Linked DNA regions of Homo sapiens: region 1 is linked to region 2. Evidence: chromatin loops called from intact Hi-C (ENCODE). Cell type or tissue: prostate gland. All regions are shown on one strand.

What was found. A loop is a pair of places that touch in the nucleus more often than their neighbours do. Peaks named below come from ENCODE experiments on the same cell type or tissue, not always from the same donor. Only the 100,000 strongest peaks of a DNase experiment are listed, where the experiment ranks them.
Region 1: it touches region 2 in a loop (2.5-fold over the local background); 2 of 110 quality-filtered maps call a loop at or near these places.

Annotation. Positions count from the first base shown.
Region 1 is chr12:2,121,236-2,123,735 of GRCh38, reverse strand. The region is part of intron 3 of CACNA1C (calcium voltage-gated channel subunit alpha1 C); the gene reads right to left. Among named protein-coding and RNA genes, the nearest start is that of CACNA1C, 69 kb to the right of the region's middle. In prostate gland, no CTCF peak of the experiment used is centred here; no DNase peak of the experiment used is centred here.
Region 2 is chr12:2,266,404-2,268,903 of GRCh38, reverse strand. All of the region lies in intron 3 of CACNA1C (calcium voltage-gated channel subunit alpha1 C), which reads right to left. Among named protein-coding and RNA genes, the nearest start is that of CACNA1C-IT3, 2.1 kb to the left of the region's middle. In prostate gland, no CTCF peak of the experiment used is centred here; no DNase peak of the experiment used is centred here; H3K27ac peaks cover 1,140 bases.

The DNA.
Region 1 (2,500 bases), 150 kb after region 2:
GCTCAGATGGGCATGGCAAGGGGAAGAAGATGTCAGAGATGGTTCCATGTGACAGCAAGGCCAGCAATGCCATCAACCCGGCCAAGGGAAAAGAAAAGGAGCAGCATTCACCTGGGCTATGTTTCGTTTTCTTCAGGGGGACAGGGTCGTGTGGTGGGAGAGAGAATGAGTTCTATTTGGGGCTTGTTTGAGGTATTGGCAAGACATCCTGGCACATATAATTGTCACTGCCCGCCCTACTCTTCCCTAGAACCCTCTGAGGTCACTTCCATTTTACAAGCTGGGGAACTGAGGTTTGGAAAGACTAAATAACCTCAGACTAAGATTCAGACTTAACCTTTTTTTTTTTTTTTTTTTTTTGAGATGGAGTCTCCTTCTGTCACCCAGGCTGGAGTGCGGTGGCGCGATCTCGGCTCACTGCAAGCTCCGCCTCCCACGTTCACACCATTCTCCTGCCTCAGCCTCCTGAGTAGCTGGGACTACAGGTGCCCGCCACCACGCCTGGCTAATTTTTTGTATTTTTAGTAGAGATGGGGTTTTACCGTGTTAGCCAGGCTGGTCTCGATCTCCTGACCTCATGATCCACCTGCCTCAACCTCCCAAAGTGCTGGGATTACAGGCATGGGCCACTGCGCCCGGCCCAGACTTAATCTTAAAGTGGAGAAGCCAAGATTTGAAGTCAGGTCTGTCCAACTCAAATTTTGCTCTGCCCAAGAGGCCGGTTGTTCCCAAAGCTGACTAATCATCGGCATCCCTGCGAGGAAATTTTTTGATGCGCATCCCCAGACCATGCCCCAGAACTACTAAATGTGAATCAGATCCGCAGGGGAGCTGGGGTCTGCACAGTTGGAGTTCTCTCGGGTTGTAATGATGTGCAGGCCTCAGCGGTCGCTGCACCGGTCCACAGGCCTCTCCAATGCGGGAAATATGGGGCCAGGCCTTTGGAAAGGCTTAGCACTGGAGATGTCAGTCTTAGCAACAATTTACTTGGAAAGGTAACTTAAATCTGTGGACACAGATGAGCTCCCCAAAGGGAGAGTGCAGAAGAAGAAAATCAGAGGGCTCAGGACAAAAGCCTAGTAAACGTTCGTGTAGACACAGGAGGAGAGGCTGGAAGAAGCAAGGGGAGAATGTGCTTTGTAAAGGGGGCATCTGCAAAGATGCTGCAGCTTCAAGATGCTGTAGAGAGCAAGGACCGGGAGGCCGGGTCACAGCACTCGCGATGGGTTTCTCCATGGGGCAGAATCGTGTTCTGATTTATTAGCTGATATGAGGTCGTATTTATTCATCTGTTTTAAGGGTTTTCTGATGCCACCCCCCACCTTCAGCTGGCAGCATTCACTGCCCCAGGGGAAGTGCGACATTGTGGAATGCAGAGAATGAGAAGTCATCTGCAGCTTTTTTGAGGTATCATTACCATACCATAAAGTTCACCCCCTGTAAGTACACAATTCGATGATGTTTGGTAAAGTTACACAGTTGTGCAAGCAGCCCCACCACCTCCTTTAGAATTCTTCCATCACTCTGTGATGTGATAAAAACCTGCCATCCCTCCCACCTCATCTGTACACAGCAACCTCACTCCAGCTCCAGAAGAAGTCCAGGGTGACCTCTTGTCCTCTCCTACGAGCCCCTCTGCCTCCAGGAGGTCCAGAGTTGAGGGGTCTCAGCCAGCCCAGGGCTTCCCTCTAGCTCAGCAAGCCAAGTGGCTCCCTTAATCCTCCTGGAAACCGAGGGGTGAAGGGGCTACATGTGGCCATCTCAGGACCTAAGAAAAACCAAACTCCTCTACACACCTTCACCACTGCATGGGCCTTGAGCAGCCCCAAGTGTCATCAGCTTAAGAACAAGATACGGATTCTATGTGGAACGAAGGCTCCTCTTTAAAAGTTGCAGATTAAATGTGAAACTGTAGGAGGGTTGGGAGGACCATGGCAGAGGAAGGAGGTGGCTACACAGGGAAGAAATGGAACCAAGGGAAGGAGTTCCTGCTTCAGGGAGACACTTTGGCTTGTATTTATTTTGACACAGTAAAGATTTCTTGCCCCTTAAGAGATGAGGTCACGCTTCGGATGGCCTCACGGACGGCGGCCGATGCTCTGCCTTCCGACTCTGGCCATGCCATCACTCAGTGGTGTGCCCAGCTTTGAAATTTTTGGAGCCTGTCCCCAACAAAGGGCCCCAAGCCGAGCCACAAGACACCACAGCCCGCAGGCGGTGAACACCTTACCTGCTATGCATCAGCGGTTACCTGAAAAAACTGGGGCGACAGCTGAGAAGTTAAAACGTGCATCATATTTTTTTTTGCTGAAAGGGCCCAAGAAAATGTCAAAGGTTACAAAATACAAGAACCACCCTGTGATGGCATCAGCCCAGCAGCTGTGGAAAGGAGAATCCTATAAGCTGCCTGCTTCTTTTAAAAACCATCTCATTGGACGGTTCCATCTCAGTAATTAAAGGAAGGTACTGACGGCAGGGGAAAGACGGTGGCTCTGATGAC
Region 2 (2,500 bases):
TCTGTCTTCCATTCCACTTCAGGAAGGGAATGCTCAGCCCGGAATGAACAGCACCAAGATTAACTGGGACAGAAAGGACCATCTCGTTCTATCCCTTGCCTCTTCCGGAACTAAATCATCTTTGGCAGATGGTGTTTCTAGCCACAGTCTCCCGGGGAACCTCCCCCAGCGCCTAGCAACCTTCAGCATTGGGGAGCCCTTCCCGTGGTTTGGTCTAAATGCCCACGATGCTCCCAGGCTCAGGGGTCCACACTCCTCTGTCCATTAGGGTCCCTCAGAGGAACCCTCCCCCCAGGACACCACAGGTCCAACTGTTCCCTCGCTGGGAGCCCTTGGCCATCCCACCATGGGGCGAATGTGACCTCCCACTCCAGCCAACACTCCCCACACCCCCAGCCTGCCCAGGAGCATTTGCTTTTCAAAACTTCCCTTTCTTAAAAAAGACACAATTTTCCAAAGCCCAGGGAGTTAATCCATGAAATCTTCTGGAACAAGAGCAGCTGGCCCAGGCCTTGGATAAGTCGATCAACAAACATGCCAGAGCCCCGTGTGGTTCAAAACATTCTTTGTTCCAGCCACCGAGCCTGGATCTCGCTGGATCCTGCCGGTGAGTTGGCTTCTCAAAGTCACACCCCTCTGGCTGTCGACCCCACCCCTGCCATACCCTTGAAAGCTAAACCCTCTTCAGAGGGACCACATCATCACTTTCCCCTCAGTCTTTCCCTCTTTCAGAAACCACCTGAAGTGAAAATGTTTGGAGCCAGTCAAGGTTTGCTGACAATGGAAACAAACCAGTCCCTGGCACAAGGCACAGGCTGCTCAGTGTAAGTGGAGGCCCCATATGGTTGTTATTCTGGGAGAGAATCAAAGAACCTAAAAACCTGCTTCTTAGATGACAACAGGGGGAAAAACACACAAAAAAACCTGTTTTTTAAATACCCATTCTTCATTTTATGTGCAATCGATCCTGAACAGTGTCAGATGTTTGGCGGGTGCTCCGAGACCAAAAGAACAGTGGAAAAAAGGACTGGCGAGGCCAGCATGATTTCCCAAGTATCACCAGGGGGAATACCCCTCCCAGATGTGCCACAGGGAAGGAATTCCAGCAGGCTCCTTCCTCGCTGCCCTCCGCAGACACATTCCAACCCCCCTGCTCAGAGAGGGCGGGAAGCTGAGTGCAGCTGCCTGGCAAGGCTGAGCATCCTACTCTGGGATGAAGGAACTCTGGAAATTCATTTGCCCTTCTTATTATTCTGTTCTTTTACCTGAACTCTCTCTGGCTGGAGCTGAGCTTCGGGTTCTTTCTCCCTCTCAGCCTCAGTTTCTCATCTGTAAAATGGGCATGGCTGGAGGCCGTTATGAGAGATAGGATTCCATGTATCTTCATGGGGGCAGATGGTGAATCCGGCAGGTGCTCAGCTGTTTCCTCCCTGCCCAGTCCTGCCCACACCCTTTTCCCAAGCTTCCAAGGAGGCTCTGACAAGTACTGTACAAGAAGGCTTTGTTCCCTAGTTCCTAGTTGAGTGATCTAGGGCACAGCACTTAACCTCTCCTGACCTCAGTTTAGTCATTTTTAACTGGGGAGAATAATTATATATTATGAACCCAAAGCTCAGCTCCAGCCTGAGAGAGTTCAGGTGAAGGAACTGAATAATAAGAAGGGTAAATGAATTTCCCGGGTTCTCCTTGCCAGGCAGCTGCACCCCCTTGACTGCATGAACATTTCTTAAGCGCCCACCGTGGGCCAGGCACATGCTGGGCTTTGGAAACACAGCGCCGGGCAATACCCGTAGAACCCCTGCTCTCACAGAGACACTACACAAACCAGCCAAAGTCCACGTGAAGTAATGTGTGATTACAAATCCGGCTACATTTTATGGAGGTTTTAAAAAGGAAAGGAAGAAAGGTCCTGGCTCAACATAAGCGTTTAATAAATAACAGATACTCCTGTTATCACTGTGAGTAACCAGTCAGTGTAGCTTCATTATCCCTTGGTTGACAGAAGAGCAAAGAAAAGCTCAGAAGAGGTAAGTACATTTCCCTAGGCAGCACAGCCTGAAGAGAAACACTGGAATTCACACCCAGGCCTGCCCAGCTCGAGCCCTTACTCCTCCCTCTGTGTCCCATGGCCTCTGTGTTTCATAGGTAGACTCCCTTGCAGCTTTCCTAAGAATTTCACATGATCTCACTTGATCCTTATAACATTCCTTGAAGTGGGAAGACTTACTGTTATCCTATTTCTGCTTCTAGGGAAACTAAGTCCAAGGTCACTCACTTACCAAACCAGAGCCAGGTCTATTTTCACTACAAGACCAAATCAGTTCCTGCTTCTCTTGGAACCCAATGCACCTTCCCAACTCCCAGGTCCATAAAGGGAGCAGGAGTGCAAGCACATCATGCCAGCCCTGGCAGTGACAACCTTGAAAGTCCCAGGTTCCATCTAACAGGTGTGCCTAGAGCACGAGAGGGTCACTGCAGAAGGAGCATGAGAACAGGTGTT